Linked DNA regions of Homo sapiens: region 1 is linked to region 2. Evidence: chromatin loops called from intact Hi-C (ENCODE). Cell type or tissue: K562. All regions are shown on one strand.

Region 1 (5,000 bases), 92 kb before region 2:
GGCCGTGGGCAGCCAGGATGAGCGGTGCGGGTGGGGCAGCAGAGGGAGACTGCAGGGGCTATAATTAAAGGGAAAATATAGAGTTTCCAGAGAGGCAGGGCTGGAGACAGCAATGGAGGGATGGACCTTCATCAATTATCCCGACCATGTGGCAGCAACTTGTGGCCCAGGGTCTGCCCCCGCCTAGTGCCAGCGACTGCAGGGCAGGACTAGGGGGCTGAGGTGCTGAGATGGCAGTTCTTGAACCCACCAAAGTCCTGCCCCCTACTGTGGGTCAGTTCCAAGAGAACCCCTCCCTAATAGGCGACAGGGGTCCTGTTTTTGGAGGGAACAGACATTTAGAGTGGTGGTCTAGGGCAGGGTGCCGCAGGGCTTGGTAGTATGAGGGTTAGTGACCTGTCCACTTCCTTGCTTCTTGGGTTTTCGTAGTAAGAAGGGCTCCTGCCTGCAGCTCCCCGCCCCTCCCCATATGTTTCCCATCCAGGCTTTCCCACGCCCATCTTAAAGAAGAGTTGAAACCTCCAAGGTGTGAATTGGGGGTTGCTACATCATGGGCCTGGGGTTCTGAAGGATATTTGGGGATCCCTGGCTTTGGAGTTTTGTGTGCCTGGCGTGTGACAGCCACCACCCCAATGTCCAGTTCCAGGCCTTCCTCCCAGGGGCCGAGGCAGACAGTTTCCAAGCATCCTTTACACGTGGCATGGAGCTGAGGCTCAAGGCCTCCCCTGCCACTCTTCGACTTAAAACGCTTGGCGGGTGCCCAGGCTGAAGATGTGTCTTTAATTTCTGCAGTATGACAGTGAGAGGAAGAATGTGCTTGGGGTCTCCTCCCAGCCTGGCTGGGCCTTCCTGGCCAGGATTGAGGGCTGCAGACTGGGGGGATGGGGGGTGGGAGGAGGAGGGAGCTTGTGCCTGTGAGAGGAGGAGACGCCACCTCATCTTTAGGAAACTCTGAAGCTCTGGCTTCTTGTGGAATGTAAGACTTTGTCCGGCACTTAAAGTGGGGGGGAGCAAAAGCCAAAATCTCCTCCCCACACCCCCAAGAAATGGTAAAGTCATCAGCAGTTAGGGAAAAAAAATTCCTTAAGAAGAAAAACAGAAAGAGGAAAGTGCTGAGCTTGAGTTCTCTCCTTCTCCAAATTTCCCCAAGTGCCCCCCTCCAACACCAAAGAAGGAGGGAAAAGGCCCCCACCCTCAGAGCTCCTCAGGTGCCCCATCTGGACTCCATGGTATGGGACAAAGGAGGAGAACACACCTGGAAGAGGTAGCCCAGGTGTTGTGCACCTGGTGGGGGGCATGCACCCCTGCCCTGCACATCGGGGTCACCCTTTCCAGCTGCTGCAGCCCCCAGTTGAGGTTCTGTTGCTCTTCCCCCAACTCCAATTCTCCAGAACGCTTCTCTGCTCCCACCTCTAGCCCTAGACTGATGATAAAGAGGGGGTTCCTAGGAGAGGGTCTGAGGAGACAGAAGGGCGGGGTCTAAGAGTGGGGGTGCAGTGAAGACCCCAGGATGAAGCTCTCCATGAGTCTCTATCATGGAGCCCTGCACAGTTCCTGTTGAGGGAGCCTGGAGCAGAGTCTGGGGATAGACCCCGGGTGTGTGCAGGCCCTTCTTCTTCCCTCGCTTTAGCATTGCACAGTCGGAGCCCTTTGCTAGGTTCCTCAGCTTCCAGGTACAGCTCTGCTCTTCTATGCCTTAGCCCCAAACCCAAGTCCTCCAGCCTCCTAGGATTTCCCTCTCTCCCTTCCTCCCTCCTTCCTTCCTTTCCAGGGTTAGGGGGAAGATGATGAAGTAGGTTTTGTCCATGCTGAGTGTTTGAAGCCTGTGAGACATCCAATTAGAAATACGGAGGAAACCCTTGGGCACTTGGGTCAGGAGTTCAGAGGAGAGACAAATGTGGGTCCCAGGATGATGGTAACTGAAGCTGGGGTTGTGGATGGTGTTGTCTCAGAGAAAGCATGGAGGGAGGGAGTGTGGAGGGGCTGGCACTGAGCCTCGGGGACCCTCAGGGTGTAAGGGCTGGGTGGAGGAGGAGGAGATAGGGCAAGAGTGGCCAGAGAAGGAGGGCTGGGTGAGAGGGATTGGGGGGTCATGAGTGCAGAGGAAAGAGATGGTACTAGAAGGAAGGAGAGTTATATGCTGCAGAGAGAACTAGTATGGTAAGGAGTAAAATGTTCCCTGGACTTAGCAGAATGGTGGTGACTGATCCCCGCAGCGTGAGCTGCTGTGGTGGAGAGATGGACAAGGAAGCCGGACTGGAGTGGGCTAAGGAGTGTGTGGGAGGCCAGGAAGCAAGGTCAGAGGGCAGCGACTGGGAGGAGGAGTCTGGCTGTGGCAGGAGTCTAGAGAGGCATCTGTCCCCTGCTCTTTCTCTTTCTTCCCAGCCCGGATCCTGCGTTCCTTTCAGGCCCCTGCATCCCTCCTCTGTCTTCCAAGTTTCTTCGCTGCTTTCTCCATCCCCCTCTGTCTCCAGAGCTCCTTTTCTGGATCTCATTTGCCTCTTTTGCTCTCCTTCCCCCTTTCCTTTTCTTTCCAGGTGACCCGAGCCCTCAAATGTCCATAGCCAGGCCCAGCCTCCCCCTCATTCTCCCCTAGAACAAGCCCTCATTCCAGGCTCTTGAAGATGAACTTTGTTTTCTAGTCCTGGACGGATCCCACCCCATTCTCTGACCGCTGCCTCCACCACCCCCACCCCAGTCCTAGGAGGAGAACTTGGGAGCTGGAGAGAGAAGGGCTGGGGGTATGGCCCCAGGTGACACGAGGTCTGTCATGGCCCCAGCTCCCAAGCCCTCTCCAGCCACCCCACCAGGTCCCAGCCAGGCCCCAGCTGAGAATAATGCACTGGATGGGGGATGTTGTTGAGTTAGGGGACCCCAGTTCTCACTGCTGCTCTCTGGTAGTCAGAAGTGAGGGGTCAGCCCCATCTTTCCTGCTGGAGTGAGCTCCCAGCTGGGTAGCTGGCAGCTTTTCTGTCATATCCCTCCCTGCTCCTGATGTCTGGAGGCAGTGTAGTTCTTCTTAAAAGTTGGCTTGGCAGGGCGCGGTGGCTCACACCTGTAATCCCAACATTTTGGGAGGCTGAGGCAGTCGGATCACCTGAGGTCGAGAGTTTGAGACCCCAGCCTAGCCAACATGGTGAAACTCCATCTCTACTAAAAATACAAAAATTAGCCCGGCATGGCGGCATGGGCCTGTAGTACCAGCTACTTGGGAGGCTGAGGCAGGAGAATCACTTGAACCCAGGAGGCGGGGGTTGCAGTGAACCGAGATCACACCATTGCACTCCAGCCTGGGCAAAAAAGCGAAACTCTCTCTCTCAAAAAAAAAAAAAGAAAGAAAGAAAGAAAGAGAAAAGAAAAAAAAAAGAGAAAGTTGGCCCCATGAATTGATTGAATATTTACACCTTTCTGGGTTGGTTCAATTCCGTGCCTATTTTATCCCATTTGCTTTTCTCCATTCCTTTCTTCCTTTCTTTCTTCTATTCATTTACCTTTTCTCTCCCCCACCCCCAACCTCTCTCCCTTCAAATTTTTCTCTTCATGCGTTTTTCTTCCTTTTCTTAGTTTTTTTTTTCCTTTCCTTTTCTTTCCTCGGTCTCTGACCCGTTGTCCCACCTCTCCACCCACATACTTTTTTCCCCCTCCCTCTTTTCCTCTCTTATTCTCTTCCGGTATCTCCTCTTCCCCAGTCCCCGGTTCTCTGGTGCCCATCCTGGGGTATGGCGCTCTGCCGGGTCTCCTCATGCTGTAGGCGGGCGTGCAGCCTTCGTGAGCTGCTCCAGGGGAGAAAGGGCAGCAGCCATAGGGGGCGTGGCCGGGGGGCGGGTGGTGCAGGGCTCGCATCACAGCCAGATGTCTGGTTGCCGTGTTGTGTTTGGGAGATAAATGCCAGGGTTCCTTTGAATCCTGAATTTAAATAAAAGAAGGGGGGTGCTGAGGAGAAGCCTCTGTTGGGCAGAGGTACCTTCCAGATCTTGATCTCCTTCCTTGATACCCACCCCCCACAACCCCCACCCCAGGGAAGTTTTGGCCACCGATGTCTTCTGTCTTCTGCTTCTGCCCCAGCCACGAGTTCTTCCTCCTGGCAAACTTGAGATTCTGGAGTTTCAGGGCGGGGTGTTGGGCAGGGGTCCTGGCAGGGGCCCCTTTGGACAGTCTGGCTCGGACACAGAAAGGATCCTGTATGGATAACATGACCTTGCCTTCTTCCCAAAAGCCACCCCCACCCCATTTTGCTAAGGAGCTACATTCATTTGCTGATAAATTCATGCAACAATAGTCACGTGCCAGGCACTTTGCTGGGTACTGGGCATTCAATGGTGAGCAGCACAGACCCTGTGTCTGCCTGATGGAGTTTGTGTCTGGTAAAGACACAGACAGCAATGAAATCACATGAATAAACGTGGAGGTGCAACCATTAAGGTTACTAAGAAGAAGAATGCAGAGCTTTGAATGGGCAGACATGGCAGAGGGTCTGCTCTAGTCCTGGAGCCCTAGGAAGGCTTCCCTGGGTAGGCTGATGGGAAAAGGATAGGAGGCAGGGTGGATAGTGATGGGACCACATATGCAAAGGCAGGAGGGGGCATGGCGAGTGCTGGATGCCCAAGGAATTCAGGGAAGGCCAGTGTGGCTGGAGCACCACAGGCAAAGGCTGGGCGGGCCAGAGAAGCCCCATCACAGGTGTAGTTTGCCTCCTTTCAGCTATGGGCCCCAGCAGAGGGCCTGACGCAGGGGAGGGTCACAATCAGGTCTGCATTTGTAAAAGAAAGCCATGGGCACTCCATGGAGTAGGTACCTGCGGGAGGAGGGCTGTGGTCAAAGGTGGAGGAGCAGCTGAGAGGCTGCTATACTTGCCCAGGTGAGGGGCTTGGATCCGGTAGGTGGGAATGGAGACAGAGAGAAGAGGATGGGCTTGAGAGCCCTTTGGGAAGCAAAATTTACAGGTGCTGGGGTTGGATTGGATGTGGGGTGGGGTTGGTGAGGAACAGGGATGATCCCGG
Region 2 (5,000 bases):
CCAGTGCCTGCCACATGTCCCCCACATGTCAGCTGTATGTTCACGTATGAATTCCACGTGTATTTTATTTATCCATGGGGTAATATTGCTGTCATAGGTCCTGCATATTTTGACATGTAACCGTCAAGTTAACTCATGTATCCATTCATTCATTCATTTATTATTGAGTTCCTAGTATGTGGCACTGTTTTAGGCTCTGTGGATACAACAGTGAATAAAACAGAAAAAAAAATACTGTCTTCACAGAGCCTGCATTCAAGACAATAAATATAATAACAATAACAATATAGTAGAGGCCAGTAATCCCACACTTTGGGAGGCTAAGGTAGGCAGATTGCTTGAGTTCAGGAGTTTGAGGCCAGCCTGGGCAACCTGGCAAAACCCTGTCTCTACCAAAAATACAAAAAAGTAACCGGGCATGGTGGGGTGCGTCTGTGGTCCCAGCTACTTGGGAGGCTGAGGTGGTACGATCACTTGAACCTGGGAGGTAGAGGTTTCAGTGAGCCGAGATCATGCCACTGCATTCCAGCTTGGATGACAGAGTGAGACTTCTGTCTCAAAACAAAACGAAACAATATAGTAAACATAGAAATAAATTAACAAGCATAATAAACAAATTATATAGTATGTCAGAAGGTGATGAGTGCCACAGAAAAAAATGGGGGAAAACAAGGGAGATCAGAGGTGCGGGAAATATATTACAGTGCCCTTGTGAAAATTTAAAAGAAACAAAAAGAGTAGCAGGCAGAGTGGATACAGTTGTAAACAGGAGGTCAGGGTAGTCCCCTTGAAAAGTTAGTTGTCTGAGAGAAGACTTGAAGGCAGTAGATGAAGTGACCCTTGAAGATATGGAGGAAACACATCTAGGCAGAGCAACAGCAGCTATGGAAGCCAGAGGCAGCAGCTTGTCTGGTATGTTGGAAGAATGTGGAAGCCAGTGTGGCTGGAGTGGAGTAAATTGTAAGAAGTCAAACAGGGCCTGGTGCGGTGGCTCACACCTGTAATCCCAGCACTTTGGGAGGCTGAGGTGAATGGATTGCTTGAGCCCAGGAGTTCAAGACCAGCTTGGACAACATAGTGAAACGTCAACTCTACAAAAAATAGAAAAATTAGCCAGTATGGTGGCGTGCACCTGTAGTCCCAGCTACTCAAGAGGCTGAGGTGGGAGGATTGCTTGAACCTAGAAGGCAGAGGTTGCAGTGAGCCAAGAACACACCACCGCACTCCAGCCTGGGCAACAGAGTGAAACCCTGTCCAAAAACAAGTAAATTAAAGAAGACAAACAGGACTTGAATCAGTTTATCTTGGCCTCAATGAATTTCAAGTTTCCAGTTTTCCTCCACCTTTAATATGGTTTAGCATAAACCCGTCTGTGGACAACTGTCCTGGAAACTATTGACCACTGTGGTCTCAGGCCATTTTCAACTACTCTGAGTTTAATCTCAAGAAAAACAAAAACAAACCCATCTCAATGTAAATAGGAGTAGGGCAGCTGGGTCAGAAAATGAAAATTTTCTCCCAGGGGAGGGAGAAGGGTAGGGGAAAGAATTCAGGCTTAGAGTCCCAGCTCTGCCACTCAACAAGCTGAGTGACAGTGGTCACTGTGCCAGCCTCACTGAATCTCTTTCCATGTATGGAAAATGAGGTGAGACCCCCACAGGGATGTGAGCATAGAATGCAAAATAAACATTCAGCCCCCAGCCCAAGTCTGACTCTCAGGACAGCTCAGTCTGCAGCCACTGCCTCCCTTCTTGGGCCTGAATGCCCAGTGTACTTCCCCTTTGACCTTCATTGTCTTGAAACTATACATTTAGCACCTGAGAGTCAGCTCAGGTGGCAGGTAAAATCTTTGCATAGTTTCTGATGTAATTTTTTTTTTTGAGACAGAGTCCCGCTATGTCACCAGGCTGGAGTGCAATGGCATGATCTCAGCTCACTGCAACCTCCACCTCCTGGGTTCAAGTGATTCTCCTGCCTCAGCCTCCCGAGTAGTTGGGACTACAGGCGTGCGCCACCAAGCCCAGCTAATTTTTGTATTTTTAGTAGAGACAGGGTTTCACCATGTTGGCCAGGGTGGTCTCGATCTCTTGACCTCATGTTCCACCCCCCTCAGCCTCTCAAAGTGTTGAGATTACAGGCGTGAGCCACCATGCTTGGCCTCTGATGTATTTTTTATCCTGAATTCTCCCATATAGCATAGGGCTTCAATTCTTGGGGAGAAAAAAGCTGGAGTTGAAATCCTAAAGAAATAAGAATGTGAATCTGAATTGGTATGGTTCATCTTGTAACTGATTTAATGGACACTGGAAACGTTTACAAGTGCCTACCTGTCACCCGGAGTCGGTGGGTGGCCGCCCTCTGGGACTCCTTGTCTTCTGCTGCCATCGCCTGGAGGCAAGAGGGACTGCAGGGACACAGAGGGACAGAGGCCCACACAGGTGGGAGCAGCAGGGGCTCAGCCCCCTGGGGCAACTAAGGCCACCCTGGGGAGGCCAGTGGCTCACCTCTCATGAAAAGGCAGGTGGAGTGACTTGAAAGGCTGGTTTCCTGGCTGAGCATGGTGGATCACGCCTGTAATCCCAAGCACTTTGGGGGAATGAGGTGGGAGGATCGCTTGAGCCCAGTAGTTGACCAGCCTGGGCAACAAAGCAAGCCCCCCATCTCTACTAAAAATTAGCCAGGCATAGTGGTGTGTGCCTTTGATCCTAGCTATGTGAAAGGCTGAGGCAGGAGGATCGCTTGTGTCCAGGAGGTTGAGGTTGCAGAGCTGTGTTTGAGCCACTGCATTCTAGCCTGGGTGACATCGAGACCCTGTCTCAAAAAAAAAAAAAAAAAGAAAAAAAGAAAAGCTGGTTTCCTGGCACATTAGTGGCCAAGAAGGCTCAATGACAAAGCGGGGAGTTTTAACGACTACAGCTCTAGTCTCACCTTCTACAAAAGAGGAAACTAAGAGCCCTGCACTGTGGTGGAGTGTTTTTCCCAAGGCAGAGCTACACTGCTTCCCAAGGCAGGATGTGGCTTAGGGACAAAGTCACATTCGAAGGCAGGCCCCGAGGCCTGATTCCAGGGTTGCTTTATAGCACCGCTCAAAAGTGTTGTCCTTGGACCAGCAGCCTCAGGTCAGCTGGGAGCTTGTTAGAAATACAGGATTGCAGACCCCGCTGGCAACCTACGGACCCAGACTCCGCACTTTACCAGATCCCCCAGGAAATCCGGACGCCAGTCAGAGCCAGTGCGAGGGACTGGTTTAGAACACACTGCCTCTCAATGTTTTTAGGAGGGCACATGAAGATAGTTTTATTTCCCCAAGTGGAAATCACAGTATTGTTTATTCCTTTTTTTTTTTTTTTTTTTGAGATGGAGCTCTGTTGCCCAGGGTGGATTGCAGTGGTGCAATCTCTGCTTACTGCAACCTCCATCTCCCAGGTTCAAGGGATTATCTTGCCTCAGCCTCCCAAGCAGCTGGGAATACAGGCACCCGCCACCACACCTGGCTAATTTTTTTTTTTTTAAGTAGAGACGAGGTTTCACCATGTTGGCCAGGCTGGTCTTGAACTCCTGACCTCAGGTGATTTGCCCACCTCAGCCTCCCAAAGTGCTGGGATTACAGGTGTGAGCCACTGCCCCTGGCCAGCATTGTTTATTCTTGGTTATAGTAGTTCTGCATGCTCACTATAAAAAAATCAGACAATATAGGATAATTTAAAGAAGAAAGCAATAAATATTGTGTTGTGTAAATATCCTTCTGGACATTTTCTATACACACACACTTCTTTTTTTTTTTTTTAGATGGAGTCTCGCTCTGTTGCCCAGGCTGGAATGCAGTGGGGTGATCTCAGCTCACTGCAACTTCTGCTTCCTGAGTTCAAGCAAGTCTCCTGCCTCACCCTTCCAAGTAGCTGGGATTACAGGCATGCACCACCACACCCGGCTAATTTTTGTATTTTTAGTAGAGACGGGGTTTCTCCATGTTGGCCAGGCTGGTCTTGAACTCCTGACTTCAGATGATCTGCCCACCTTGGCCTCCCAAAGTACTAGGATTACAAGTGTGAGCCACCGTGCCTGGCCCACAACATTTTTACAAAAATCAGATTATGTGTGTATCCTCCATATTGTCTTGTCGCCTTTTCTTTCTCTTCTTTTTTTTTTCTGAGACAGGATCTTGCTCTGTTGCCCAGGCTGGAGCGCAGTGGCATGATCACAGCTCACTGCAGATTCAACCTCCTGGGCTCAAGCAATCCTATCTCAGGGTCCCGAGTAGCGGGGACTACCAGGGTGTGTGTGTGTGTACATATATATATTATATGTATACATGTGTGTACATATACACACACATATAAATATATATACATATATAGATTGTATATATATATTTTTTTATTTTGTAGAGATGAGGGTCTCACTATGTTGTCTAGGTTAGTCTTGAACCCCTGGGCTCAAGTGATCCTCCCACCTTCACCTCCCAAAGTGATGGGATTTCTGGCATGAGCCACCACACCTGGCCAGCCTTGGATATGATTTCTCTTTTTTTTTTTTTTTTTTTTGAGACGGAGTCTTTGCTCTGTCGCTCAGGCTGGAGTGCAGTGCTGCAATCTTGTCTCACTGCAACCTCCGCTCCCTGGGTCAAGTGATTCTCCTGCCTCAGCCTCCTGAGTAGCTGGGATCATAGGTGCACCACAACACGCCTGGCTAATTTGTTTTGTTTGTTTGTTTTGTTTTTGTTTTTGTATTTTTAGTAGAGACTCATGCAACTGCAGCTGCTTGGGTCACTCAGGAGCCCTCATGACCATCACCCACCCCTTTTCCCTGCCTGGAATTCTCCTCTGCTCACCCACTCCACCCCTCCCTCCACCCTCACCCAGTAATTCCTATCTGCGTTTAGGCTTGGCCTGAAATGTCAGCTCCTGGGGAGGCCTGGGAACACTGAGGCTGGATCCCCTTGGCATTCACTCCTCTAGTGCCCTTTCTTTTCTCCTTTGGAGACATTTATCACAAATTCA

Evidence for each region. Hi-C counts contacts between places; a loop is a spot of excess contacts. Peaks named below come from ENCODE experiments on the same cell type or tissue, not always from the same donor. Only the 100,000 strongest peaks of a DNase experiment are listed, where the experiment ranks them.
Region 1: a loop joins it to region 2, with 9 times the contacts of the local background. A loop is called at or near these places in 86 of 110 quality-filtered maps.

The regions. Positions count from the first base shown.
Region 1 is chr17:50,203,341-50,208,340 of GRCh38, forward strand. No RefSeq gene overlaps it. Among named protein-coding and RNA genes, the nearest start is that of COL1A1, 4.2 kb to the left of the region's middle. RefSeq lists an enhancer at 2,384-2,885. In K562, no CTCF peak of the experiment used is centred here; DNase peaks (open chromatin) are centred at 2,298 and 3,821; H3K27me3 peaks cover 868 bases.
Region 2 is chr17:50,295,180-50,300,179 of GRCh38, forward strand. No RefSeq gene overlaps it. Among named protein-coding and RNA genes, the nearest start is that of TMEM92-AS1, 9.8 kb to the left of the region's middle. In K562, a CTCF peak has its summit at 2,384; a DNase peak (open chromatin) is centred at 2,362; H3K27me3 peaks cover 638 bases.